Linked DNA regions of Mus musculus: region 1 is linked to region 2. The links are chromatin loops, found by intact Hi-C in ENCODE. Cell type or tissue: heart. All regions are shown on one strand. Each heading gives the region's core, and the rest is flanking DNA. Links, peaks and the distances in the headings are about the cores only.

What was found. A loop is a pair of places that touch in the nucleus more often than their neighbours do. Peaks named below come from ENCODE experiments on the same cell type or tissue, not always from the same donor. Only the 100,000 strongest peaks of a DNase experiment are listed, where the experiment ranks them.
Region 1: a loop joins it to region 2, with 3 times the contacts of the local background. A loop is called at or near these places in 1 of 42 quality-filtered maps.

What each region holds. Positions count from the first base shown.
Region 1 is chr8:109,909,772-109,925,124 of GRCm38, reverse strand. Phlpp2 (PH domain and leucine rich repeat protein phosphatase 2) reads right to left here. Exons shown (of 19, transcript NM_001122594.2): 7 at 13,291-13,437; 8 at 12,690-12,920; 9 at 11,354-11,556; 10 at 4,984-5,044; 11 at 2,214-2,309. Among named protein-coding and RNA genes, the nearest start is that of Marveld3, 45 kb to the left of the region's middle. In heart, for the core only: a CTCF peak has its summit at 7,613 (motif pointing right); no DNase peak of the experiment used is centred there.
Region 2 is chr8:109,770,012-109,785,364 of GRCm38, reverse strand. Ap1g1 (adaptor protein complex AP-1, gamma 1 subunit) reads right to left here and starts at 6,782. Exons shown (of 24, transcript NM_009677.6): 1 at 6,403-6,782. In heart, for the core only: no CTCF peak of the experiment used is centred there; a DNase peak (open chromatin) is centred at 6,794; H3K4me3 peaks cover 2,816 bases; H3K27ac peaks cover 1,647 bases; H3K27me3 peaks cover 973 bases.

The sequences.
Region 1 (15,353 bases), core at 3,655-11,654, 140 kb before region 2:
ACTATTGCATACGCCAGCAAGATTTTGCTGAAGGGACCCTGATATAGCTGTCTCTTGTGAGGCTAGGCCAGTGCCTAGCAAACACAGAAGTGGATGCTCACAGTCAGCTACTGGATGGATCACAGGGCCCCCAATGGAGGAGCTAGAGAAAGGACCCAAGGAGTTGAAGGGGTCTGCAACCCTATAGGTGGAACAACAATATGAACTAACCAGTACCCCCAGAACTCGTGCCTCTAGCTGCATTTTTAGCAGAAGATGGTCTAGTCGGCCATCATTGGGAAGAGAGGCCCCTTGGTCTTGCAAACTTTATATGCCTCAGTACAGGGGAAACAGCAGGGATAAGAAGTGGGAGTGGGTGGGTAGGGGAGTGGGGGTGGGGTGGGGGAGGAGACGGTATAGGGGACTTTCAGGATAGCATTTGAAATGTAAATGAAGTAAATACCTAATAAAAAATTGGAAGAGAGAAAAAAAAAAAAAAAAAGAAAATGGGTCACATACATCACCTAGCACCCACCCAGGAGTCACAATGAGATCTTTAGTATAAGTGGCGCAGAGTCTAATCCTGGGGGTCAAATGACCCTTTCACAGGAGTCACCTAAGACCATCGGAAAACACAAATATTTACATTATGATTTATAACAGCAGTAAAATTATAGCTACGAAGTGTTGGGATAATCTTGTGCACTGTGTAAAAGCTGTCTTTGTATTATTCAAATATTGATTTCTGTGCCAGCAGAGAGCTGAGTACTGTCTGGACTTTGGTATTGTTATCTTTATGAAGCATCACCTGTCTCAGTTTTGTAAACTTTCTTCTCCATCACCTGAAAGGTTTAATAAAGAGCTGAACAGCCTATAACTGAGGCAGAAGAGGACAGGCAGAACAGCTGAGAAGAGATAGGAACTGTGGGAAAGAATCAGGTGTGTTGAAGGGAGCGGGAGAGGATTCACCAGCCAGCCACAGAGGAAGGAACAGGTGCCCTGAGAGGTAACAGGCTGCATGGCAGAAGGTAGATTATAATAAACGAGTTAATTAAGCTATGTGGGCTAGCTGGAAACAAGCCTAAGCTCTAAGGCCTAAGCATCATAAACAAATATAAGTCTCTGTGTCATTACTGGAAGCTGGCAGGTCAAGACAGTCTGGCGATAATGAAGTAACAACGAAAATAATTTTATGGTGGGGGTCACCACAACATGAGGAACTGTATTAAAGGGTCGAAGCATTACGAAGGTTGGAAATCACTGGTAAAGGAACTTCTAGAATAAATCTATTTTAACTTAAGTCTAGGCAGAAATGAAGTCTGGACAGCATTTATCTATACTAATAACTCAAGTCTGTTTATTAATATAATTCCATAATGAAATTTTTATCACAATAAAAATTAAGAGTTAAAAATATACTATGACTAGGCTGTTACCAATAAAATCCAAAAAGTGTTAATGACTTTCCAAATATGTAGTGATCTGTCGAAGATCCCACTGAACTGATAACATTGTCTGGGTGTGAAGATCAGAGGCTTGATGCAGACCTACTGTGCGACAAAGCCTGTATTTTAATTTTTAAAACTCCAAAGCACACGTTTTACGTTTAAGTACTTTGGAATATATAGTATAACATCCTCACCTATCTCCTTCCTCAAGTTAGGTAAATCTCACCATCTGGTAATGGTGAACTCAAATGCCATCTTATCACAAAGCACTCTCTGATTATTTAAAGTTCTCCTGACATTCGGAAACAATTGATAAATGTTGTGATTAAGAGTAAGCCTCCAGAGGAAGATGGCTACATTCAAATGATAGCTCCCTGGTGAACTGTTGCCTTGGACAGGCTCCCTGACTGTTCTTAGTTTCCTCATTCGAATCTAAGGTGAGGCTGACAGCACCTACAGACAAGGGATTAAAGGATGAGTTAGATCATAGGACTTAAGCTCTCAGGACAGTTCCAGCTCACTGTAAGTCACCCTATAGAAGCTAAACTCATCCCACCATACCACTAACCATGCCAGAGGCTGACAGCACACGCTAGCAATTCTCTGCATATACGTCAGAGTCTTACTACATTTCCTGTAGGCTAAGGCCATGCACTTCTCATCGCTAGTCCCTTACAGGACCTCCTACTCAGCAGGCCCCTCCTCAACAGTCGCCAACAATGAAAGGCAACCCAAATCTAGAGAATCACTTAAACACATATATCATGCACGCATGTATACACATACCTCATGGGGACCTCTGTAAGAAGATTGTGGCTTATGTCTAGTATTTCCAGCTTTTTTGCTTCACAGGCCCAGTCAGGGACACACTCCAGCAAGTTTCTGCAAAGAATAAGAATCATCACTTAAGGTAAGAAGTTGCTATGGCTTGGAAATTAAATGCTTCCCTTACAGACATGCTACTGCAGTTGTTCTAGTAGCCTGTGGTGTATTACAAATTGGTGGGTGGGACTGGAGAGATGGATTAGTGCTATAGAGCACTGGCTGCTCTTCCAGAGGACCAAGGTTCAATTCCTAGCACCTACATATCAGCTTACAACCATCTCTAACGCAGTCTCCGGGCACCAGGCATACATGTGGTATTAGAGACACACACACACAGGCAAAATATCCACACACAGAAATTTTTTTGAAAGTTAATTAAAAACAAATTAACTGATGGGATTAAGCCAGGGTGACAGTTTGTTCGTACTGTAATCCTAGCACTTGGGAGGCTAAGGCAAGCATGAGGATCATAAATTCAAGGCCAGCCTGGGTTAAATATGGAAGCTATCTTAAAAAACAAACAGAAGAAAGGTAAAAAGGGTAAGGAAAACAAGGGAGCAAAAAAGTGAGAAGGAAGGAAGGAAGAGCTCAAAGGAGATCTGGCCTTTTCTCAGTTGTCATGAGGTAAGCCATTACGAGCTGCCACCATATAACTATATACTTCCCCAAAGGCCCTAGGTGACATGGTTAAGTGGCCACGGATCGGAAATTGCAAGCTAAAAATAGACTTTACTTCTTTTAAATTGCTTATTTCAGGTATTTTGTCATAGTTATGAAAATCTAAATAACAAACAACGGAATCCATTTCACTAGACTCTGAGGAAGAATCTGGGACGCTGCCAGGAATACAGGCGTCAATCAGAGAATGCTGCTAAAGTAGAAAGGGAGAGACCAGTACTCAAATGTGCACAGCAACGTGGGCCAACTGTGTGACATCACACGTTCAGAGAAGACTTCAAACAGAAGCAACAGGATGCAGTGAGACATGATGAGGAGAGATTTGGGAGAAGTGGCATCAAAGATAACCAGGAATTCTATAGGTAATGACAGAGAGAAAAGAAGCAAATTCTCAGAAAAACAGAAGGAGTAACAGTGAGAAAGTAGACACAAAAGGCAACCAGCAGCAGGGCAAAGTTTCAAGTCACTGGAAAAACAAACTCGAAATAGTTCATACAGCTCCGCCCGCATCATACAGACTTCTACTGTCAGAGGTCACCCACCCCTTCCAGATCTCAAGGTGTATATCAGTTATGTGGCAGGCTGAAGTGAGAGCTATAGGAGAAGCAGACTTTGCTGTGACAAGTTTGTGAAAAGAAAACTTGGCCTGAAATAGCCAAGGCCACTAGCTGCTCAAAAACATGACATCTGGGCTGGAGAGATGGCTCAGTGGGTAAGAGCACTGACTATTCTTCCGGAGGTCCTGAGTTCAATTCCCAGCAACCACATGGTGGCTTACAACCATCTGTAATGAGGTCTGACGCCCTCTTCTGGTGTTCCTGAAGACAGCAACAGTGTACTCACATAACATAAAATAAATAAAATCTTAAAAACAAAAAAAATGACATGAACTGGGTTAGATTCTGTGACCTTACATGAAAATACTTAAGCAGCAATGATGCCAACTTGAGTCACAGCACAGAGATATGGCAAGGAAGAGTGTGCTGTGTAATGGGAGGCCAAGCATGAAGTGTTTCCCTGGAAACAGGGAAAGTTAGGCTGGAACTAGGTCTAAACCATGTCTGCAAAGTTCTTACTCGATCCTATATGTGTAGGGCCTACCTCAAGGGTTTATAAACAGTATACAGATGATGTCAGCTGTGTGCTTTAAATACATGACTGGTTGGTGGAGCCCAATAAAGATGATTCTGCCAAGAAGAAAGAGAAGAAAGAAAAAGAAGGAAGAAAGGGAAGAGGAAAGAAGAATGAGAGGCAGGAGTGATACAGGCCTGAGTGAGTAGTCATTCAGCTGAAGGAGAGGCAGGAATTCCAGCACTGCCCAGGGGCAGCAACGGCGATGACTCAGAGAAGGATTAGGTAAAGAAGGAGGACAGAATGAAAGATGGAAGGAAGCTACTTTCAGGTCCTGGAGGACCAGGGGCCTGACGGGGCTGAATTATGAACAGACACAGAAAACAAGTCCGGAGCAGTGGAAGTTGAGCTAATGTTACAGAGGTTTGAGACTCCTGGGGTGTGGGTAGCAAAACCAACTGGCGAAGAACTGGATACATAAGCCTGACCTGAGAGGAGAGGCTCAGTCTAGAAAACTGGCGGATGCCAACACTCAGTGACTCAAATCACTGGACTCAATGAGACTGCATCTGCAACAGGGCAGTGTGCCAAGTCAGAACTGGGGGGTGACTGCCTGCAGGAGAACACAACAGAACCAAAGACACAGAAGCAACGACTGACATGGCATTACAAAGAACATGGCCAGTTTGAAAGCTGCCTTTTAAAAGAAGGAGTAGTATCATCAGGGAAAAGTGAACTAGAGATGGCCAAAAGTGAGCTGCTGACGAGATAAGGAAATGGCAAGCAAGGCAACAGCTCTCCTGACAAATGGAGACAGAAAGGTGAAGACAGTGGAATTAAGCAACACTTTGTTTATTCAGACAGCAGAGATCTAATTCCTCTTACCCTCCTTCCTTTAGCCACGAAATAGTATCTCTCCCCCTCCCCTGAGACAGCACCCCCCCCCAATCAAAACAAGCTCCACCCTCGTGGACAGACTCACTGGGAGAGCTCCAAAGAAGTGAGCAGGCTGGGCACTGGGTACACATTCACTGCCGTCAGCCCTGTGAGAAAACAGACAACATGCTAGCAATGGTCTCCGACAAAGAGCAGGAACTAGAGAGGGTTAGAGAGCTGGCTCAGTGGCTCTTCCAGAGGACCCACGTCCAGGTTCCAGCACTACAGCGGGTAGTTCATGACAGCCTGTTAATTCCCGTTTCCTGGGGCTGGGATGCTGCCGGCCTCCATGGGCAACTGCATGTTCCCACACACGTATACACAGGTTTTAAAGGAATAGCTTGTAAACAAGCAACAGCGGTTTTGTAGAGATGACTAAAGATAAAAACTACTGGCAGCTCACTCTGACTGACATTCAACCCTAGTCTGTTTTTGCAAACATACACAACTACTAACTTTGGGGTCTTTCGCATTTACACTACATCACTAATGTTAACACTACAACCACTAATGTTAACAGTACCACTTAGTTTATAACTTGAAAAATTAATACTTAGATTTTTAAAAAGCATTTCTTTTTAATTACATGTATGTGTGTGGCATGAACATACCGTGCAGGAGTCCCCAGAGAGCAGAGAAATTGGATCTCCCCGGAGGTGGAGTTAGCAGGTAACTCTGAGAGCCTCACACGGGTGCTAGAGACCTAACTCAGGTCCTCTTTAGGAGCTCTGAGAACTCTTAACCACTGAGCCATCTCTCCAGGACAATATCTACATTTTTGGTAAAAATAACGTCATTTTTAATTGAAGTATAACGCAGCTAGAGAACCAATCCTAAGTGTATGGATCAGTGAAATGGAACAGCAGTGAGCTAAGGCTCAGACCATCCCCAAGGTATTGCCACCTCCTGAGCATTTCCTCATCTCCTCTTCTAGCCACCACACACTCAAACGTACCACTTTCTACCCTGGTTACAAACAGCAGACAACACCTGCCAGTTATAAAACCAAACTTTCCTCCATGCCCCACCCAACAGGAGGTTTCTGGGTAGCCCAGGTGGCTTTGAACTCATAATCTTGCTTTACTTTCCCAAATACTGGGAGATAAAAGGGTCCATGATGGCTGGAGATGGCAGCTCGGTCGGCCACATGCTGGCTGACCCAGCACGGAGGAAGCCCTGGGCTCTAACCAAGCACTGCATGAACCAAGCACGGTGGTGCACATTTGTAATCCCAGACATACTTTGCTATCTTCTCTTTCATTTTGAGGCAAGGTCTCATGTAGCCCAGGCTGGCCTTGAACTCACTATGTACCTGAGGATGGCCTTGGACTCCTGAGTCTCTTCTCTTGCCTTCCTGCATATGCTTTGGTCTGACTCCACATTATGCTCTGTTCACACTATTGCATGTGGTTATATCTTTTGAATGTTCTTTGTGTGTGTGTGAATATGAAACACATCTGAGAGATTCATTCCTTCATAGGGCTCTGAACAGGTTTTGAACTTTGTTAAAATGTTATAATACCTAGCAAAAATCACTACTAGTATTAATGATGTTACTTAAATTCTTACTGTAAGCATCCCTTCTAATATTTGTTTTCTTGTAAAAAGGGAAAAGTGTTGGGAGATAAAGCAATTTGGTGTCTTAACTGGCAGATGCTGGACTCTCCCTTGCTGCCCCCGACTGTGTTAAGCAAAATGATTACCAGTCAGCCAAATGACTTTAGGCCAGCACCGACCTTATGACCATACCAGGAAACCTAGAGGAAATATATGACAACTGTGCTGCTATTTACTGCAGCTTTTAAAGGGGCTCCTGAGGCGACATCCTCAAGCCAGGGCTGTTTCAAACAGTTTATATGTGACTTTTTCCTGTCACAAGTCTTGATGAATCCTAGATGTCTCTATAACCACTCCCACCTAAGCCAGAGACACTTAACCCTAGTGGCCTAGCAGAGGGACCATTAAGAGTGGTGTAAATACAAACCTTCCTTCGCATGAGAGGTTTGCTGTGACTGGTGTGAGCAAGCTTTCTGCTCACTTGATGAGTCAGCTGGAGCCACAACAATTAGCTCTAATACAAGATTTCTCTCGAGTTATTTTTTTCTTGCCTCCCTTACCAGAAGAGGCTAAGCTGGTTACAGAGAAAGCAGCAGCAGGGACAGTGGAGCTGCGGTGGTGGCTGAGGCAGCACATCAGGACATTGGAGCATGCTAAGCTTAAAGATGACAAAACTGTCTTCTTGAGAACTGAGGAAGAAGCTAAGGAGAGCTACAAGCTTGAAAGCCCGCAGGGCAGCAGTAGTGGTTTCCTGGGACGTGGACTAACAAGAGGCAGCTGAGGAGCAGCCAGGCCAGGGACAAGGATGGCAGAGGAAGTACAGAGAAAGCAAAAGAGGGTAGAAAGCTAATCTGGAACAAAGCAGGGGCTATAAAGAGGCAGAAAAAAGCACCTGCAAGCCCTAGTTGCTGGAAGAATAGCAGCAAGCTATTAAGTCTTCAGACATCCCAGGTCTGGAAGCTATAACAGTGGCTGCTATCAAGGGATGAGGACTCCTGACATTTAGGTCTGTCTAGAAGCTACAATGCCAACTGCTGCTGCAGGCCGAGGAATCCTGACTTCCTAGGCAGTGCTTCACCTGCAGGATTAAGGGCTCTACTACAAAGACCTATGTAGGAGTTGTAACACTAGAGGGAGCCACCAGGCCTGGCTACCCAACTCACTGCCATGTCATGAGGTACAAAAGTTGCTGAAGCCAGCACTCCTCCTCGTCTAGAGGTGGTTTCTAGGTGGTAGAATGTAAGGACCCTGACAGCCGACTGATGGCAAACACTCCATGACTACTTAATGTAGGGCTGCTGGGCACGTAGGTAGGGCTGCTCCAATTCAGAGTGACTATGAATCTATCATCCACACACATGTGAAGTGATCTATGCATAGATGATGAATATGAACCAAGAGAGGAACCTCAGGCATATCAATACACAGTGCCAGTTAGCACTCAAGACATTGTTGTTATTGTTGTTTTGGCTTTTCTAAGGGTAGTGGTAGGCTGAAATAGAAATTGACTTTGTGTCTCAAGCTAGCCTGAAACTCCTGATCCTCCCAAGTACTGGGATTACAAGTGTGGCCACAGCACACAGTTTTTACTCAACAAGCTCTTTTTTATTATTACACTTACTTATTTATCTCTGCATGCATGTATGTCTGTGTCTGTGTCTGCATGCGGTGACATATGGTGGCCAGAGGACAGCTTGTGGAAACTGGTTCTCTCTTTCCACCCTGTAGGTCCAAGGGACAGAACTCAGGTCGTCAGGCTTGGCTGTGATAAGTTCTTTTACCTACAGAGTCACCCTGCAGTCCTGCTCAACAGTTAGACCTGATTCAGGATTCATCTGAGCCATGAGTGAACCTCCATAACATGATGAAAGACAGAAAACGGAAGTCTCTAGCAACATATTCCAACACAGAAAAACAAAGAAAAAAAAGCAGTTTTCCGCCATCATCAGTTAGCTCTTACACACTGATGCCTGACTTGTATGCTTTGCCTTAGCACCAAGAGGCAAACATTTCCCTGAATGTATCATTTGTGGTACAGTTTTAACCTAGAACATGCTGTTTCTGTGTTTAGGCTTTGGTATAACTTACACAGTACACTATGATCATGCAATTTTGTTTCTTAGTCAAAAACTGCTTCCAAGGCTTATTTGCACCAGTACGCAAAGCTTTAGTCCATCCATTTCCGCTATTGTACAAAATCTACCATGTAAATCTATCATTGCTGATTGACCCATTTTCCTGTTAACAGTCCGACGTTTTCACCACAACACAACACAACACTGTGACAATCCTTCTGTGTGTAGGTAGCTCTGTGATAAATGGCAGCAGGAAATCACTGTTCACACAGCTCTGCCACTTCTCTGACATGGTCACCTTCTCCTGAGGTGGTTTCATTCAAATTCTCACTGGCTATAGTGAGGACTCCAGGAGAGAGATACCAAGTCTAGTCTCTGGTCACACTTAGCACGTCCCCCTTCAAACTGAGGATGATAAAGTAGTTAAATTGTCATTTCTGGCAGTTAGTGAAAGTGAACACGTTTCTTTTCCTTTCCTTCCTTAAACACAGAAAACTGCCAAGCATGGTAAGTACACCTACAATCCCAGTACTTGAAGGCTAAGTCTGAAATCAACTTGGGTGGTACAGTGAAACTTCCTTAAAACACTAAAACCTAAACAAAATACATAACAAGCCTAACTGGTAAAGAACTCTCCATAAAAATGGCTTCAACATCATGAGACTGTCTCAAATAGACAAAACAGTGGTCTCTATACACACAAGGCCTTTTACCCTGAAAAGCATTCCCACAGACCATCTCTAGTTGCTGATGAAGCTAATCTCTGCTCTAAGTCATCCCACGTTGTATGAAGCAGAGTGGTTTTTCAGGCTGTGAACAGCAGCTTTGACTCCATTTTGAGGAAGAAGGATGCCTCCAGCCCCTGGGTAACCCAGGTACCAGTCACCACACATCCAGCACAGGCTGATAAATGACTTATTCCTGGGGACCAAAGAGAGCTACCCTGTAAGTTTATTGGGATTAATTGAGACTGTAGGGGCATATGAACATATTAAAATCACATCAAGAAAACTAGGCCCAATAACTTATTGGACATGTCAGGCCAAGAAAAGGGTATGACTCACTTATCTGGAACCCATAAAGGTGACAGACATTAAACACTGTGATGGTATGGGCTTCATACCAACCTACCATCTGATTCCTGGTGTGTGTGTGTGTGTGTGTGTGTTTGTGTGTAGGACTAATGCCTCCCCTACTACTCCTTGAGCTTCAGCTCAGGTAGACCCCATTCTTTATGTAGTCTGTGACTACCTGTTTGCCTTTCTGGACCTGGACCTGCCTGACATGCTGTTTCCTGCTCTTAATCTGTTCCTGACTCTCTGTCTATGGTTTTGCTCAGCCTTTCACCTTGCAGCTGAAGTCTGTCGCTTTGCTCTCAAACCTAACTACAGCAGGTCTCTCCTGGCATTCGTCTGGTTCATTACCTTATTAATACAGACTCTCTGAAATCTCTTAAATTCTGCAGCAGCCTCTTTAGCTTATTTTCATTCTATAAACCACATATATGCATATATACATATGTACTGGCTACTATATGGCATGAGAGTTTGTATTAGTAATTAAGACTGGAATAAAAGAACTTGGATTCACTGCAGCCAGACTACCAGGTTATATGATGCTTCTGTCCGTGTGGATTTTCTGTCACTCTGTCACTGCTACACTCACTGTAGAGAGCACAGTCACTGTAGAGAGCACACTCACTGTAGAGAGCACTGTCATTCTGTTTCTGGCACGTGTGCTCCCTACACTCCTGGGACAGGGTCTGTTCATTCACACTAGAACTCGGAGCGTGTGCTGCTCCATGCGGGCTGAAAGCAATCCTCTGTGCTTTGTGGACTGGAACAGTGTCTTGCTCCTATAATTTAGACACAGCAACATGAAAACAGTGACACAGAAACTAAATGCAAACCTATTCGTGTGTACTAATAACACTTGGTTTATGAATAGGAAAGCTTAGATTTCATGTAATTTTCAAGTCACAAATATTCCAATTTTTAACCCAACTTTTTAAAAATATAAAACCCATTTGTACTGGCTGTTTTTGCATGTCAACTTGACACAACTGAAGTTATCACAGAGAAAGGAGCTTTAGTTGAGAAAATGCCTCCATGAGACCCAGCTGTAAGGCATTTTCTCAATTAGTAATCAAAGTGGGAGAGCCCACTGTAGGTGGTGCCATCCCTGGGCTGGTGGTCCTGAGTTCTATAAAAAGGCAAGCTGAGCAAGCCAGGGAAAGCAATCCAGTAAGCAGCACCCTCCATGGCCTCTGCATCAGCTTCTGCCTCCAGGTTCCTGCCCTGTGAGCTCCTGTCCTGACTGCCTTCAGTGACGAACCACAATGTGGAAGTGTATGCTGAATAAACCCTTTCCTCCCCGACTTGCTCTTTGATCATGGTGTTGGTTGCAGTAATAGAAACTCTTAACTAAGAAACCATTCTTTACAGACTATACAAAAAACAGGGGCAGGACCTCTTTAGCCCTAGGCTGTAAGGATACCAACACCTACCTCCTAACAGAGGCTCTGGTCTGAGCATGCTCAACCACCTAGGCGACCCCTATGACTCTGTAAGGCTTCTTCCTGTACACAGTGACTCTCAAGGCACCCAGCCATGCCTTTTTATGTATATATCCATTGCTTCAGGGCTAACACCAAAGTTAAAAAAGAAGCTCAAGGAGCCACAACTCTATTCTGCAGAGTGGCTGAGGACCACAGGCGCCACCCTTCTCGTCTGAAGGCTCAGACAAGAGGAAGAGCTAAAACAGGAGGTTGGATAGAGAACTCACTGTTCCAACTGGCGTAGAGGGTTCGAAGGGAGAAGCCGCTGAGTGTCAGCTCCCTCAGCTGGTTCCGCTCACAGTGCAGCTGCTCCAAGCTACATAAGGAGCTAAGGTCCAAATCAGTCAACTGATTGTCCCGCAAATCCATGTGCGTGATATGTTTATTTCCTTCCATATTTTCAGTAATCACCGTTTTCAAGTGGTTCATCCTTAATATTCAGAAATAGGAAAATAAATGAAGAGAATTTCTATTACGGGCTTAGGAACATTGTAGAGAGGGCTGACCCTTTCCTCTTTACCAAGCATGAGAATCTCACTACTTGCTTCATTTTTCAAGATACTAAATAGAGAAAACAACCAGTTAATTCTTAGAAAAAGAAGCCATGATCGAGCTAAGTTAGAACCAGTAAATGCATACACAAACTAGACACAAAAAAGGCAATATTCACGAAGAGGTAAATGCTTCTTCGCAAGGTTAGGTGGGGCATGGGAGGACAAGAAAATGGGCAGGCTCTGCGGTGAGCAGGACGCTAAGGCAGGAGCAGCTTCCCTTCCCTGGGGTTACGCCCCCTTTTAATCTAGTGCTAAGACTCGTACGCACTGAGGAGAAAACAGACTGAATGCATAGGGACGGTTCAGACACAAACTTCATACAATGTTTCTGCCTCTTGTCTCCTCACCTACATGACTTAGCACAAACCAGCCCTGTTCTCCTCCTCGTGTATACTCCTAAATCCCAGCCTGTGTCTTTACAGGGCTCACTCTCACCTTCCTGAAATGTCAGCACAGGTAGGTAGATAACTTTGACCACCTTTCTTTAGAGAGCGATGGTCACTATAAAGTAAAACTCATGAGGTTTTAGTAGTGACGCCTTGAATAGCTCAACTACAACACAATGTTATTAAGAAAAAATAAGTGACTCAACAGAAAAATGGCCAAATTTATAGAAAACTAGAGACCGCTAGTCCACATACAAAATGATGTTCAACATCACTCATAAATAAGCAAATGCTCATCAAAACAATGAGCTGCAATGGTGCACGTTCTACTGCCAGTGAAGGGAAGAAAGACTGCTGAGTCCAGTACGGATAAAGGCTCAAGGAGACGGAAATTCTCATAAATGTTGCTGAAAGAGTAAGTCAAGACAACCTTGGGCAACTTAAGTCTGTCACTGACAAACCCACCAGATCCTTTCTCTCTCTGCTACTGGATGAATAACGAAGTTTTACTGCAGATCTGAGAAATCTACTGTTCTAAGTTCCTAATGTTCTAAAGAAGCATTATGAGGAGAAGACATCAGGGCTATCCCAGCAGAACTAAACAAGCCCACAGAGCGCCTCACCTCAGATCCACGTGCTTGACCTGGCTCATCCTGGTCAGTGCCCCCAGGTTCAGGACCTCCAAACGGTTTCCTGCCATAGCCACTTTATCTAACATGGTAAGTTTCTCCAAAACTTCAGGGATGTGACGAAAATCGTTGAAGGAAATTCCCAGAGAAGTGAGCTGCCGCAGGTTTCCCAACTCATCTGGCAGAGCCGTGAGGCCGTTGCCGTCGAGGCTGAGGGTCTGAAGACTGGAAAACAAACAAGCCCGCACTGTGGAGCAGCTCACGCACACAGAGCCAACAAAAGAAGCTGTAAGCCATTACTAAGCCCGGACAGTAATTATTAACAATTCAAACATTACAAAACTCCCCCACATCTTGGCCCATGGAGAGTATCAGAAGTTAGACATAATTTCTAAGGTTGGGCCTTCAGACACTACATAAAGATCCAGGGTCTCTGCTGCTGATGAAAAGAATGGGTCACTGCTTGGTGGCATGGTCACATCTGGTATCAAGAGCCATTACTTAACAGAATCTTGATAAGAATGTGACTTATCTCACTGTGAAAGTTCAAAGTGCTAACTGCATTCTAAGACTAGAGGAAAAGGCCGGCACTTACTTTAGCAATTTACCAATCTGACTTGGCAAGTCATGAAATCCATTACAAGAAAGGCTGAGCTCAGTCAGGGTAGAAATCTCACACAGCAGCACAGGAAACAGTCCAAGTTTATTATGGGACAAGTTCAGGCCCTTCAGTTGAGAAAATCTAAAGAACAAAGGCACAATACAGACTTTATTTCCATAAACCCACTGTGATGGCATGAATAACTAAGACACTCACTATATGTCTTTACAGGGACCATCAATGGACTGTGATGATTTTTTTTTTTTTTACTGTTTGATTATTGCTGTTGGAGACCTTCTATGTAGCCCTGACTGGCCTAGAACTCACAATATAGCATAGACTGGTCTCAAACTCAAAATATTGCCTCCATTTGCAAAGTGGTGGGATTATGGACATGTGTTGCCACAACCAGCTAATGATCTATATAGAAATCAAATGATCTATATAACATATATATAATTTGTTCTAAAAACATGTTTTCATGTGCTAGCAAGTGCTGTGTGGACACAGGACAGCAAAGTGGTTAAAACACAGAGCATACTGCCAATGGGTCAAGAGAGTTCTAAAATGAGGCAGGAAATGCACATGGGACTCACGCTGTCACGGTGCCTTTCTATTCATCAAGTCACACTTGATCCCTTTAAACTCGTTTTACTAAATGTCTACATGGAATATACAAAAGTTAATCTACTCAGATACCACAAGAGCTAACAAATACACAGCACATTAAAAGCAACTCTTTTTGTACTGCAATTATATTGGCTTGAATGTCACTCAAAATAAATGGATCACAGGTGAGCTTGAAAATGGGCGGCAGCCTTGTGCTGTGAAGTGTGTGAGCCACATGAACCCTGTGCTGTTGCCATTTATGCAGTCACAGCTTCTATATTATCTGACCTCGAGATAGTGTGGCCATAGGATGGGTGTGTGGAACATCAGGTTTTATATCATACAAACGAGATGATAAGCCAAAGGCACTGTTCTGCTTTGAAAATGGAACCCGTGGAACCTAACACTAAGGCTCCTCTCTCAAACCTTTCCTTCTGACCTCCAGGTGGCCTGAGTCTCATCACGTCCTATCCTTTGCCCAGGTGCCTTGACCTCAGAGTCTCTGGCAAGCTCTCTAACCGTATCAGTGCTAAAGACTGACTTCCTTAATATTATACCTTATCATAATTTACTATTCAAATATAAGTCAAATGCTTGTATCATTGCTAAATATCTTACTTACTATTCCTTGTATCTGTACGAGATGAAGTTGTAAATACCCGTGCTTTCTGATTATTGCACTAGGACTATGAGACTTACATTATTAACATGAGTAAACAAAACGTCGTTTTAATGTGTTATTTCTCATTCACCATGTAATGCAGAACACTTCGCTTTGATTTTCAATTTCTCCCTAGCAGAAGCCACAATCACACCTTGTCATTATTCATGGGTATCCAGTTTTGTTTTGTTTTGTTTTTTCGAGACAGGAATTCTCTGTGTAGCCCTGGCTATCCTGGAACTCACTCTGTAAACCAGGCTGGCCTCGAACTCAGAAATCCGCCTGCCTCTGCCTCCCAAGTGCTGGGATTAAAGGCGTGCGCCACCAACTGCCTGGTGGGTATCAAGTTTCTGTCTTGTGTAGTTTCTTGAGACAGGGTGTCACTTAACATAGCCCAGGCTAGTCTCTCACTCATTTAACATAGCCCAGGCTGGTCTCTCATGTTGTTTTAGGTGAAAATTTGAGGTGGGAATTGGGGAAAACAGGAAGGCAAAAATATGTTCTAAGAAAGAAAATAAACACATGGCTCACAGTCTTGGAGGGTGAAATGGCTCGATTATCAAGAGAGAAAGGTTTCACAGATGACGAAGGACTCAAGAACAGGTGGGAGTGAATACACAGGAGAGGAGGAGGAGTGCCCCAGCCTGAAGCCACTTCAATTAGAAACTTTTGATTAAAAAGCTGTCCACGTATATATAGAATCTCACAGTCTGCCATAGATGCAGATGATGATTATCACAAGCCTGGCAGAGTGGTGCAGGCCTTCAAGGCCAGCATCCTGAAGGCT
Region 2 (15,353 bases), core at 2,469-10,468:
AAGATAGGGTTTCTCTGTGAAGCCCGGGCACTGGGTTTAAAGGCATATGCCGCAATGCCCAGCCTATTTTATAGTAATCTTTTTTTAAGGTTTTTATTTTTAATTGTAGGTGTCCATCTGTGTGGGGATATGTACATATGAGTGCAGTTGCCCATGGAAGCCAAAAAAGAGTGTCCAAACCCCCTAAAGCTGGAGTTACAGATGGTTGTCAGCCACCTGATGTGGGCACAGAGAAACAAATCAGGGTCCTCTGCTATATAACACACCATCTTAACTACTGAGCCAACTCACCAAGGCCTCCCCTATGCCCATCTTAATTTAACCCAAAGGTTTGTAAAGGAAAGAAAACAAAGATAATTCACAGTTCCAAATATGCCTGATCATATCTCCCTCATATCTGTTCCTACAGGAATCAGTAATATTAACTTCAAAGTGTGGGACAGGCTAGAAAGTTTGGGCACACAAGTAAAGCAGGCACACAAGGAGAGACAAAACACAAGCTGAAGTTAGCAAAGCAACTGCCTATTAAGCAAAAGTGACCATTGTGTGCTAGCAACAGGAAAGGGGGAGAAAAAATTAGTGCCTCTAGGATGCATTTAATTATTCACAAAGTACAAGGATCTCATATATTTTCTTCAACTTAGACAAAATAATAATTTTCTTCTTAACCTACCCTTCTATGACAATGCTTCTAACTTGTTAATTTTATTTCCCAATGGTTTCAGTAAGCACTAAAGGGCTAACTGTCCAAGAGCTTAGTGAAAAAGCATTTCTCATGCCAATCATTTCACCCTAATCTTTGATATTAAAGTGCTAGCTAATGCTGATTCAACAACTTTGACAAGTGGAGTGTTATTTTCCTCATTGTTAAACCTTTCACACTTTCATATTCCTAGCAACCAAAACTCATGCCAAATGATTTTGTATTATCCTTTCAGAGACAAGAAAGCAGCCTGCAGGTGTGTTCAAGGAGAAATTATACTCCTTTTTTCCACTTTTCTCTTCCCTATCCTCATTGAAATGCAATTTTCTACACACACACACACATATTTTGGAAAAATCCTAAGAACAGATTTTTCAAAACATACAAGCCAAGAAATATGAATTTATATAACCCCATATATCCTCTTTCTCTTGCGGCTGTTGTTATGGTTAGATATGGAGTCCAGTTTTGAAGCTTGCTCTAGCAGGCATTGGATTTCCTATGCAGATCAGGCTGGCCTAAAATTTGCAATGATCTTTATACCTCTGCTTCCTGTATGCTACATTACAGGCAAAAACTACCATGCCCAGCTTTACATGGTCTCTTAATCCTAAAATTGCTTGCTACTTTAAACATCCTGCCTAAGAAACAGAGAAAGATGGCTCCTGAAAGCAAAGGCCTGTAATCCAAGGTTTAGGGAGGCTGAAACAGAAAGCTGTGGGTTTAAGGCCACCCTGAGATACACAGGAAGACCTTGTTTCAAAACCAAATAAAAGGGTGCTGGAGACATGGTGAGTAGGTAAGAGCAAGAGAACTCTTTCAGAGGACAAGGGTTCAATTCCCAGCACCCACATGGCAGCTCATAACTGCTCTAACTCCAGTTCTAGGACTTCTGACACTATCCCACAGACACACATGCAGGCAAAACACCAATAAACATAAAATAAAAATCAATTATTAAAAACATTTATAAAAAGGGGGGCAGGGAGATCTTTTAGCAGTTAAAAGCACTTGCCAAGCAAGATGACTTGAGTCCACTTCAGAATCTATGCACAAAGCCTATTTGGCTCATCTGTAACCCCAAGATGGAAGGCAAAGATAGAAGAGACTACATCAACAGGGAAGCAGGCAAGAACCCTCAAAAGTTGCCCTCTGAGGCCTGGAGAGACGGCTCACAAGTTAAGAGCAGTGACTGTTCTTGCAGAAGACCCTGGTTTGATTCCCACCACTCACATGGTGACTTACAACTGTCTGTGTAACTCCAACTTATGGCCTTCATGGGTACCAAGTTTACACATGATGCCCAGACATCATACAAGCAAAACACCAATACAACTACAATACAATTTTTGTTTAAATTTAAGTTGTCTTCTGACCTCCACACTCTCCACAGCATAAATATGCAAGAACTCACAAATACATGCACAAAATTCATAAAATTTTAAAATATAAAGTGATTAAATAGAGATAAAAGTAGTGGAGATTTTTTTTTTAAGCTAAAATCAAGACCTGAAAACAAGTCATACAGCATTAAGATTAAAACACAGGCCAGGCAGGGGCCAAGCTCCAGCTAAGGCCCAGGCTTCAGCTCCAGCCCAGGCTCCCAAAGGTGCTCAGGCCCCCAAAGGTGCCCAGGCCCCTATGAAGGCCCCATTGAAAAGGCTCCTGCCAGTGTGAAGACAGATGGACTGCTGTGACACACCTCCCCACACACTATTTGCAGATGACCAGTGTCCTATGTTGTTCTTACAAATAAACTCAGGCAAGATCTGTTTTAAAAAAACAAACAAACAAACAAAACAAAAAAAACAAAAACAAAAAACCACAGGCCAGGTGCAGCTGCACATACTTTGTCCTAGGAAGGAGACTTAGGCAGTCAAACTGTTGAGTTCCAGACCAGTGTGGTCTACATATTGTGTCCAGGACAGGAAGAGGGCTACATAGAGAAATCCAGCCTTAAAAAAAGAGATTAGGGTTGGCAAGATGACTCAGGGAGTAAGAGCACTGACTGTTCTTCCAGAGGTCCTGAGTTCAAATGCCAGCAACCACATGGTGGCTCACAACCACCCATAATGAGATCTGACACCCTCTTCTGGTGCATCTGAAGAAAGCTACAGTGTGCTTATATATAATAAATCTTTGGGCTGGAGAGAGCAGGGACCAAGTAAGTGGGGCCAACCAGAGTGAGCAGAGGTCCTAAAATTCAATTCCCAATAACCACATGAAGGTTCACAACCATCAGCACAACTACAGTGTACTCATATACATAAAATAAATCTTTTTTTAAAAAAAGAGATTAATCAAAATAAGATGCAAGCACCTAACATAGAGAGGTGGATAGATGGATGGATAGATAGATAGATAGATAGATAGAGTGGATAGATTTGATAGAAAAGTAGGTAGGCAGGTAGATAGACAGACAGATAAATAGAAAGGATAGATAGGTTAGATAGACAGACAGACTGATGATTGACTGGTTGATTGATTTGGACCAACACAAACCTGGAGCTCCCTAGAGGCCAGAGTCAGATCCCTGAAACTGGAGTCACAGACAATTGTAAACCCCCATGTGGGTGCTGAGAACCAAACCCTGATCTTCTAGAAGAGCAGTGAGTGCTCTTAACCACTCATCTCTTCATAAAGGTTTTATTTTTACATTCTCTTCAGCTAAATCTAAGAGTTTTCAAGTTTTAATCAGTTATGTTCCATTATATACACAAAAATTTAAGTCTCTATCAAATGCAAAAGGGATTAAACATTTTGAAATCTGTCTTGATATGTAGATTCCAATTCAAGTTTTCAAATTAAAAATAACTTTTGAAAGAACTCATTTGACCTTTTATGCCTACATAAGGATTTTTTTAATGATTCATTTAAACTATTTGGGTTTTTATCTGCTTTGTATACTGTTTGGTTTAGTTTTGTTTTGTTTTGTTTATTCTGACTTTCTGGGAGGTAGGGTAGGATAGAACCTATAGCTTCAAGTATGATAAGCTAGCACTCTACCATGGAGTTACACCCCACTACCTAAGAATAAAAATAAGTCAGGTTAAATATCAGCAAGGCAGTATTGGAAATTTCTATATTTTAGTTTCATTCTAAAATTCACTCAGATTATATGGTTGCTGTCAGCAAAACAGACTGGATCAAAAAAAAAAAAAAAAAAAAAAAGCATTTACCTTTGCCAAAGAAAATAAATGCAACTGTACATAACATACCCCTTGGAGCAGCATATGCCTGCAGCCCCAGCACTGGGAAGATAGTGAAGTACACAAGTTCCAGGCCAACCTGAGCTACATAGGAAGACTGTCTCCAAAACCAAAAGCTGGGTCAGTACTGGTGGCACAGACCTGTTAATCTTAGCTACTCAAATAAGGTAGGAGGGTCACAAATTAAAGCCAGCCTCAGCAACTGAGCTAAAACCATGTTTAAAAAAAAAAAAAAAAGGCAGGGGGGGGTGGGGAGGGAAGAAGGAAGGAAATAAATGGAAGTTTACTAAACACAAATGTTAACTTCTAGTGCAATTCTCAGCAGCCAAGACAAAGTAGACATTCCTATATGTGCTGATCAGTGGTACACAGAACAGCACTTTGCTAATAATTTGTTTAGCAAAAGGGTACTTTCTCAAGGTAAACTGCAAACCATCTAAGAATGAATGACATTTAAATCCCAGTATGTTAAACCATAACATGAACTGAGTTAAATAACTTTGATAGTTCTTTCAATACTTGTTCAAAAAGTGAACTCAAAAACTGAAAATTTCACCATGCAAGGAGACAGAAGCCCCGAGTTCTTTTTAAAGCAAAAGAAAAGGGAACAACTTTGGAGCAACACACAGAACTCATATCTGACAAGACTAACATAGCTCTGAAGGAACTTCTCAAAACAAATGACAAGAGCACAGACTATCTGCATGAAAACACTGTCCTCCGTGACACTGTATGACCTGTAAGAATTGACCTGTTCTCACAGTTCAAAAGCTTGATAAGAATAAAGCAGCGTCACAGGGCTGGAGAGACAGCTCAACAGTTAAAAGCACTGACTGCTCTTATACAAGACATGGATTCAGTTCCCAGAACCCACACGGCAGCTCACACCTGCCTAGAATTCCATTTCCAGAGGATCCAAAAACCCTCTTGTGACTTCCACTGGAACTGAGTGTGCACATGATACACATATAAATACCGGCAAGACATTCAGATAAAAATATAAATAAATCTTCAAAAATGTTAAATAGAGCATCAATATAAAGTTTACAACTATTGAGAGACTTGACTTGCTTCAAGTTATAAACTTAGGTTTCGAGTCACCTGTGATCTCAAAGAAGTTATTCTCTTTTGCAGATGCAAAAACCTAGGCTGAGATAAAACGGGCTGGGGGGGTGTGATTCAACCACACTCACCTAACTTGAAATGTAGGAAATAACCAGTGAATTATTGTGAAATGTTTTTTATTCACGCATACTGGACTGCAGGAATACTTTAAGAACAGAATTAATGAAGCTATCATTACTTTGAAGATCCACAGGTTTCAAATCAAACGTCTGGCAAATACTCCAGGCAACGGTGGAAATGGATGCTTAAAATCTAACTAGTCTGAGAAAAGTCAACATAAGAAGTCAGCAGCGTTCATTACTATACAAACACCTGAGGGGTGCGGTCACTAAGAGACCATTCAGCTCGCTCTTCTGTTAACTAATCCCTATAGGAACCAAAAAAGTTATCTTCCTTTCTACCTACGTCAGATTATTATTCTCCAAGGGCAGCTTTCCATGCTCAAGCAAATATAACGCTAAAAGAAAAAAATAAATAAAAAGTATCAGTAAGTGCCCCAAAGCTCAGCTTTCAGAACAGAAAGAAATGCAGAAAGTTATTTTCACAGCTCCTTCGCACCCAAAGCCACTTGGCCTGCTTTAAACCCATTTGCTGCGGAAATACACCCTAGGGTGGTTCGACGGCTCTCCGACACCAAGCCCTAACTGGGAAGCAGAACCGACAGTTCCAGGCAATGAGGAAGAGCCTGAGAATTACTAGAAACCGACGTCCGCAGAACCGAGAGTTGGAGAGGAGAGTGAATAGTGCGGTCTCAGGTGAGTTCTTTAAAAGAAAAAGAGAAAGAAGAAGAAGGAAGAAGAAAAAAAAAAAAGCGAAAGTGTTTGGACCAGAAGTTAGTTGGAAGGTTAGAGGGAGGCGAGGCCGATGTCCGGCTTTCAGTGGACGGCACTGCAGGGACCAGGCAGAATTGCCCCTGCGTGGGAAATGCTCAGAGTTCTCAGATCTGACCCGAGTCCCCAACACAAGAACGCTGATACGTGGCTCCGAGAGGACACGCGGGGGTGGGGCCCGGCCCCGCTAAATCCTAAGCTCCCCGAACGGAGCGAGCTTTCAAAGGAGCCTCGCAGCCTGAGAAAGTCAATGGGTTCAAGGAGGCCTGCGGCGGCCAGACCACGCCAAGGGAAGAGGAAAGCGACCGCGCACGACAGCTCCGGCTCTGAAGCTCCCGAGGTCGGCCCTCAGGAAGTCCAAGCAAGCCCGGGGCTCCCGGGTCCCTCCTGACCCAAACCTGGGTCCTCCTCACCCCCCACCCCCCACAGGCTGAGCCCGGACCCCTGGGACTGACAGGAGGTTTCCGGCCAGACGCTCGCGGCTGCGGCAGAGCCCAAGAGCCGACCCGCCCTCGGTGCCGCGAGTGACACTCACCGGCCCGAAACCTCGAAGGAAACCAGCAGCTTCGGGGGCGGCGGCGGCAGTGGCAGCAGGAACCGAACATCCAAAATGGCGGCTCCCTCGGCCTCAGCACCGCGACTGCAGGCGGAGGGATCCCGGGCGAGGAGGGCGCCTCTACCTCACGCCTCGCGCTTCCCCGGGAGACGCCGCTCCCCGGCTCCCTCTCGCCGGCCGCCCCGCGTCCCTCCGACTGCAGCCCGTGCCGTCTCCCACCCCGGATGACCCGAGGACTCGGCCCCCGCCGAGGACTATTTGCCGAGGAGGAGGCGACTGCGCCGGGCAGAGCGACTCAAAGCGTAGCAAGGGTCGGGGCTGTCACTGATGACGCTCGACGCCGCTGCCGAGTCACCGCTGCGAGGAGTCTGAGCTAGCACGCTCCGGCCCGGCCCTGGAGCCGTCGCACTTTGGTTCCGTTCTGGGGGGAGGGGAAAACTGTGCAGCCAGGAAACGGTGGGGGTCACCTGAGGTGGGCGGAGCTCAGCGAGGGAGCTGGGGAAGGCGGAGAGGAGATGCAGGGGAAAGCGCATAGACATGGTGTGACCAGTTTTGTCCGAAAGGATTCCTAAGTGGTCCTCGTTGGCCAGAGGTTTCTGGTCAACATTAGAAACATGCTCCAAGTGGCTTTGGATTCTAGGGTTTTATGGTATCTTCAATTTTTTTTTTTTTTTTTTTTTTTTTTTTTTGCGAAAACAGGTAAAAAGATGAAACCTAAGAATGGATTCCAAGCACAGCACCACCGCCTTGTGCGGCAATCTCACCTACGATCCAGTCCCCTCCTGTGAGGGGAAAAAAGAATCTGGACAAATGTCAGCTAAAACTCTTCCAGAATAGCTTTTCCATCTATGATTGAATGAACTAATGACCTGAAGCAAAGAAAGTCTAACTAGACAGTTCCTGGCGTGATAAATAATTACTAACTTGTGACCCAAGTCTTTTCCATGTGAACCTAGAGATCCTTGATATCTTGGCCCATTTAAAGGAAAGGTGACCTACCTAGAATAAAATCTTTCCGATAGATTGACAACAAAGGTATCCCAGATGTGAATAAAACACAAGACTACACTGAATACCAAAGACCAGGAACTAAGCAAAAATCCTGAGTTTCAAATTTGAGTGTCATAAACAGGAAGTTGCATCTTTTAGACATTCGTTTTTCATGCAAGGATTTCAAAATACAGACGTTGAGCTGAGTAAGTCTAGCCATACAATTTTGACCTTGAATTTCTGGAGCATGCCAAGTGGCTGGAAAGAAAGGATACCAAGGGCACGATCAAATTTATTAAATATTGGTGTCATATTGATCATAAGGTACCATCGTATGTACAACCTAGCCCGCTAAGCAATCTCGTGAGTCAAAGTAAGTAACCAAAGTTTACAAATAATGAGATTTAAGACTTGAGAAAAACTACAACTGTCTCTCACAATGGAGTCTGCCTTAAGATGTCATCTTACACAGAAAATTCACCACACCCCATATACATATTCCAACCCATACCTACCGGTTTATAGAGCAGAATGCTTACGGAATTCAAATCCTCCTACCTTTCTTCGGGGCATCTGTACAGGGCAGCCCTAGGTACACCCTAAGACTAGAAGAACATCATAATGCTAGCACAGTGCAGATTACTTTGAGCCAGGCCTATGCATGAAACATGCCAAATTCACTGTGAAATTTCCGTAAAGGAAATCTTCAAGCAGAGATGCAAGGCAAAGGTAGCCAAGTTTTCCACATGGAAGATTAAAATAGTTTTTATGGGCCAAAATTAAGTGTTTACCATAGCAAACAACAAAAGTTTTATTTTTCTCTTTTCTTCTCCTTCTCCTCCTTCTCCTTCTCCTCCTTCTCCTCCTCCTCCTCCTCCTCCTCCTCCTCCTCCTCCTCCTCCTCCTCCTTCTTCTTCTTCTTCTTCTTCTTCATCCTTTCTCTCCTCCTCTTTTCTCCTCCTCCTCCTCCTCCTCCTCCTCCTCCTCCTCCTCCTCCTCCTCCTCCTCCTCCTCCTCCTCCTTCTTCTTCTTCTTCTTCTTCTTCTTCTTCTTCTTCTTTGTCCTTTCTCTCCTCCTCTTTTCTTCTTCTCCTCCTCCTTCTTCTTTTTGAGACAGGGTTTCTCAGTCTTTCCCTAGAGGTCCAGGAATTCTGTAGCCCAGATTGGCCTCAAATTCACAGCGATCTGCCTGCATCTGCCTCTGCCTCTTAAGTGCTGGGATTAATGAGAAAAAAAAAATGTCTTCTTAAGAAGGACTTGACGAAGCTGTGGTGGCAGCATCTGTAAGCTCAGTTTCTTAGAGGCTGATGCAGAGAGATTGTGAGTTGGAGGATAACCTTGGCTGCATAGTGACTGATCTCACAACATCTCCTCCCTCCAAGAAAAGCTGAACACTCAAAGGAAAAGAGCAACTTAGACCCCTTCTCTGTTGTTCTTATTGTTGTTGTTATCATTTTCTTCACTTACACTTTTCTTTATTTAAATTACTACTCCATAGCCTGATGTGGTGGCATACAACAGAATCCCAGCACTTAGGAGGTAGAGGCAGAATCAGAGTACAAGGTCTTCCTTAGCTATATAGCAAGTTTGAAGCTAACTTCAACTACCTGTGACTCTATCTCAAAAAGATTAAAATTGTAAATATAATCTCACTATCCTAATATGACAGATAGTCAAACAGTATTATTAAATTTAAATTTGAGATGCTGGGGAGATGTTTTGATAGTTTAAAAAGCACTTGCTGTTCTCACAGAAGATCCAAATTCCGATCCCAGCTCTCATGTCAGGCCACTCCAGCTGCTGTACACTGTACCTCACAAAAGTACATGTAGCTTACAATTTACACAAGTATTTCCACAAAGGTTGATTCACTTGTTCAGCATGCACCATGAGCTTGTAAGCCACAAAGATATTATTTAAAAGCTTGGTCTCTGGCACTAGACTGCCTAGGTTTAAAACCTTACCTTAGCTGGAGAGCTAACACAAGAGCATCGGCTAGTCTTGCAAAGGACCCAGGTTTGGTTCCCAGACCCACAAGACAGCTTACAGCTTATCTCTAGCTTTAATTCCAGGGGATCCTGCACCCTCTTCTGGCCTTCACAAGCATTCAACACGTAGTACACATACATACATACATACATACAAACATACATACATACATACATACTACAAGCAAAATACACATGAGATTAAAATAAATCTTTTTTAAAAACCAACCCTGCTTTCCTATCCTTATTGAGTTCCTTTACATCTTTGAACACACCTGCTCCTCAATGTCTGCATCCCTGAAGGAAGCTCATAGGAATATTGGCATCTTTGAGCCAATCTGATAGATGACCTGATACACATAAACCAGTAGCTAGCAGCTAGGTGTAGTGATGCAAGCTTTTCATCGTAGGACTGGCAAAAGCAGTTGGATCTTTGTTAGTTCAAGGTCAGCCTTGTCTACAGAGGGAATTGCACACCAGACTATATAATGAAATCCTGTTTCAAAATGAATGAATTTTAATTTTTTTTTATTTACTTTGAAAAATAAAGCAGTCACCGGCACGGGCTAAGGGGTCAGCAAAATCCATAGCTGTCTTAAGATGAGTTTTTCAATCCCAAGTTTAGAAATATGGAAAGAAGGCCTCAGATAGGTAAAGTGGGCTGCTCCTCTTTTTGTGGGGAGAAGGAGCTGGTCTTGGAGTGACATAAGTTCAATCCCTGAAACCCACATGTTGGAAGGAAGGAGCTGGTTTCTGCTAGTTGCCCTCTGACCTACATGCATATGCTGTGGCATGGTGCATGCCTGCATCCATGCAAAATAAATACAATGTAAGACCAAATAATACAAATAATACCATTCATTTATGTATTTGCTTATGTATTTATGACTGCGTGTAAATGTATGGTATAGGAGGATGAGAGGGGGTATGGTGCTCCCTGTGGAGGTGGGAGGACAGCTTGGTGGACTCCGTTCTCTCCTTGCACCTTTATATGTGAGCTAGCGCTCAAGCCACCAGGTTGGCACCATTACTGCTGACACGGAACTATCTGGACAGCCCTGTCAGGCTCTCGTTCAGCAGAAAGCAGACTCAAATCTAGACCTTCAGAGTCTGGAGTTCTCTTCTAGTCCATATAGTAAGCACTCCATCAGTTTGCAGCCTGATTGATGCCACTAGACCATTCATCTCTAGGTGTTCTAGAAACTGTAATAGACGTTACAAAAGAGACTTCCCCCTGCCGTTTAGATAATTAAATTTTCATTGAGGAAAACCAGTTTTAAATAATGCACAAATACAAAGAAAAAAAACTCCAAACTACTGATATTATCTTCCAGCAGGTAAGTCCTTGCTAAAAATAAAAATATGAAGCTGGGGGTGGTGGCACACACCTTTAATCCCAACGCTTTGGGAGTCAGAGGCAGCCAGATGTGAGTTCAAGGCCAGTCAGAGAGGCATAGTGAGATTCTGTCTCTAAATAATAAATAGAATAAAATAAAAACAAAATATGTAACTGGAGATGGCTCAGAAGTTCAGACTGTATTCTGTCATTTGAGAAGACCCAAGTTTGATTCCCAGCACCGAGCAACTCACAGCTACCTATAACACTAGCTCTGGGGGATCTGATGACTCTAGTTTCCATGGGCACCCACACTCATGTGCATGTACCCACACAGAGACACACACAAACATATCCACATGATTTAGAAGAAAAACTTTAAATTTAAAAAAATATATATATATAAAAGAGAGAGGTCATTGGGAGGCAGAACAATAAGACGGAGCTGTGGAAGACACAGCACACAAATTGAAACCTAAGGTTTGCAATGGATTCCCTTATCTTTGTTTAGGTATATAGTAGGTTTATAGTGTTAGTATATACTTAGGTATATAGTCTGGGTTTGGAGAGTAGCTTTAAGGGTGTAGGGAGGTTGGTTGTCTTTTTTAATTACATTTTTTTTTTCTATCCAGGCAGTGGTGGTCCACGCCTTTAATCCCAGCACTTGGGAAACAGTGGCAGACAAATCTGAGTTTGAGGCCAGTCTGAACTAGAGAGTGAGTTCCAGAACAGCCAGGGCTATACAGAGAAACCCTGTCTGGAAACAAACCCACAAACAATTACATTTATCTAACTATCAATTTAGTATGTGTATGCATGCGTGTACCATAGCGTGCCTGTAGACACACTACATCGGAGGATGCCTTTCTGGGTTCTCTCCTTTCAGCGTGGATCCTGGGAATTGAACTCATGCTGCCCATCATGGTCACTGTCAAGTACCTTTATCCTCTCACACATCTTGCCCTAGTGTTTGGCTTTTTGAGGCAGGTTTTCATTGCAGCCCGACTTGGTCTTGCACTCACTCTGGAGCTAAGACTGGCTTTGAATTCCTGATCCTCTTGACCCCGCCTCCCAAGTGCAGGTGTAGAACCTGATGCCCAGCAATGCAGTGGGTCTCTTTACCCACAGAGGAATCCTTTGAGAATCCTAGGGGGGTCAGCAGCTGAAGCCCACTCGCCCTTTAGACCAGACTTTCTTTCTCTGAAGAAAGGCAGTCAGGCAGTTTGACCAAGAACATTTCCTGTTTCTCTGAATGACTTCAACTGAGAGAGGCGAGTGACAGGGGACACAGTGAGTCAATCGGAGAGGCTCCCATTGCTGGCTGGTTTTGTTATTGGTTGAGTCACAAGAGTCTATAAATAAGCCTGAATGTCAGAGAGAAATTAGTCTACATTGTTTTCACACATACAAACAAAAAACATTTCCATGCTTCTTTTTAGCATGGTTCCTATTGAAAGTATGTCCTGACCCAGAAAAGGGAATTAGGAATTAATCCTTTAGTATGGCACATACCAGGAGTGATGTAAAAAAAAAAAATCACAATTTCAAAAGCTAATTCTGGATATTATTTGACCTCTTATTAAGAGAATTAAAGGGGCTGGAGAGATGTCTCAATAATTATGAACACTTCCTCCTCTTACAGAGGACTTAAGCTTGATTCCCATCATCCACGTGGTGGCTCACAACTATCTGTAACTCCAGTTGACCTCTGTGCAGTACCAGCATACATGTAGACACATATATACATGCAGGCCAAACACTCATACACATAATATAAATAAGTCTGTAAGAACATTGGACATGTGTTTTATGTTCTGTCTGAGTGAAGACCACCAAGGCCCTGAAGGACCACACTGCTTCTTCGCTCTGGAAAATATTGTTAAGAAGCAGCTAAAAATCCCACCTAAGATGCTATGTATCACAGATCTCTCTCTCTCTCTCTCTCTCTCTCTCTCTCTCTCTCTCTCTCTCTCCCGTGTTTTTGAGTTGTCAATAATTCTATTTTATGTCTTCGACCCAAGCACTCCTCAGGAGGTCAGAGGCAAATGGGTCTCGGTGACTTCAAGACCAATCTGGTCTACATAGTGAGTTACAAAATAGGCAGAGAGCTACATAGAGAGACCCTGTTCATAGTCCCATACTGTTCTAAGATCAGCTTCATAGGTTGCTTCAAAATTATCCTGAGAGGTCCAGGAAGCATTGGGACATATGCAGTAACTGGGTCATCCAGTCCTTTGTGGCCAGTTCAGGGAACACCAAGCTCCTTCTACGCCCAACAGTTCACCTGTGCCAGAGGCTAGTCCAGGACTCTAGCAGGAGCTATTGGGAGGTCTGTGTGTGTGTGTGTGTGTGTGTGTGTGTGTGTGTGTGAGAGAGAGAGAGAGAGAGAGAGAGAGAGAAAGGCTCTGCAGGCACAGAGGAAGCAAGTTGGCTCTGCCATATTCCTCCCTGGTCTAGTACTTGAAGGCCCTTCCACTAATACTATGTTTTTTTGTTTTTTGTTTTTTAAAAATTCTACACACACTACAGTTAGACTCAAGGCTTGGCAAGTACTCTACCACTAGCTCTAATTAGAAACTTGTTTCCGGGCTGGCAAGATGGCTCAGCAGGTAAGAGCACTGACTGCTCTTCTAAAGGTCCTGAGTTCAAATGCCAGCAACCACATGGTGGCTCACAACCACCCGTAATGAGAACTGATGCCCTCTTCTGGTGCATCTGAAGCCAGCTACAGTGTACTTATATATAATAATAAATAAATCTTTGGGCCGGAGCGAGCAAAGTTGACCAGAGTGAGCAGGACAAAGGTCTTAAAAATTCAACTCCCAACAACCACATGAAGGCTCACAACCATCTGTACAGCTACAGTGTACTCACATACATAAAATAAATAAATAAATCTAAAAAAAAAAAGGAAAGGAAAGGAAAGGAAAGGAAAGGGGAGGGGAGGGGAGGGGAGGGGAGGGGAGGGGAGGGGAGGGGAGGGGAGGGGAGGGGAGGGGAGAGGAGAGGAGAGGAGAGGAGAGGAGAGGAGAGGAGAGGAGAGGAGAGGAGAGGAGAGGAGAGGAGAGGAGAAGAGAAGAGAAGAGAAGAGAAGAGAAGAGAAGAGAAGAGAAGAGAAGAGAAGAGAAAAGAAAGAAAAGAAACTTGTTTCCTAGCTGGGCATGGTGGCACATGCCTTTAATCCCAGCACTTGGGAGGCAGAGGCCGGCGGATTTCTGAGTTCGAGTCCAGCCTGGTCTACAAAGTGAGTTCCAGGACAGCCAGGGCTACACAGAGAAACCCTGTCTAGAAAAAACAAAAAACAAAAACAAAAAAAAGAAACCTGTTTTCTATGAAGAGGGTGAAATATTTTTTAAAAGAAAGACACTAGTTTGTAAGTACCTCATTCTTGTAACAGAAGCTCTCTTTTGCATAGAAAAGAACTTTCTGAAATAAAGAGTTTTGCATAATGAGTAATTCTATTTAATAATAAATTTGTTACTTGGTTAACATGCAACTTGTAGGCAGCCAGGGCTATATAATAAGACCCTGTCTCAAAACAACAAGAGCACACTTTAATTTTACAATTTTCAGGGACTCTAAAACTGCTCTTAAAAAAAATAAGGGCAGAGGCTGGAGTGATGTCTCAGCAGTTAGGAGCACTGGCTGCTCTTCCAGAGGTCCTGAGTTCAATTCCCAGCAACCACATGGTGGCTCACAACCATCTGTAATGGGATCTGACTCTCTCTTCTGGGGTGCATGAAGACAGAGCAAACTGCTTAAAAAATAAATGTTTTTTAAACATTTTAAATCTTGACTGGCCTAAGTGGGAGAGGATGCACCTGGTCCTGCAGTGACTTGCTGTGCTATAGGGAGGCATTACCCAGAGGGACTCCTTCTTCTCAGAGGAGAAGGGGAGAACAGGCATAGGACTTGTGTTAGGGGGATTGGAAGGCGGAGGGCCGACATTGTGATGTAAAGTGAATAGATAAATACATTTAAAAAAAAAACAAGAAAAAGAAGAAAACAGAACAAAACCTCTCAAACAACAACAACAACAACAATAATAATAATAAAGGCAGGAGGGCTAGAGAAACGGCTCAGCAGTTGAGAACACTTGTTACTCTTACAAGAAAACCTGGGTTCCATTCCCTACAATCACACAATGATTCACCATTGTCTGTAACTCCAGTTCCGGAAGATCCCACATCATCTTCTGAAGATGGCACTGGCACCAGGTAAGTATGAGGTGCACAGACATAAATGCAGGCAAAACATACATACATATAAAATAAAAATTAAAATAATAAAATATAAAGTGTAGGGGCCAGGAAAACTGCTCAGTAGGTAAAAACCTTTCAGAGTAAGTTTGATCCCCAGAGAGAACTGACTGTGACTCTCACCATCTGATCAACACACACACACACACACACACACACACACACACACACACGTTGTGCATGTCCCCCTAACATATGAATAAATAAATGTAAGAAGGGCTGGAGATTACTTAGAGAATGTATTGCTCTTGCAGAAGACCAGAGTGATTCAGGTATCTCACAATTGCCTGTAGCTCTGCATCAGGGGGTCTGACACGTCTCTGATCTCCTCAGGTATGTGCACAGAGTCAGCCAGTTG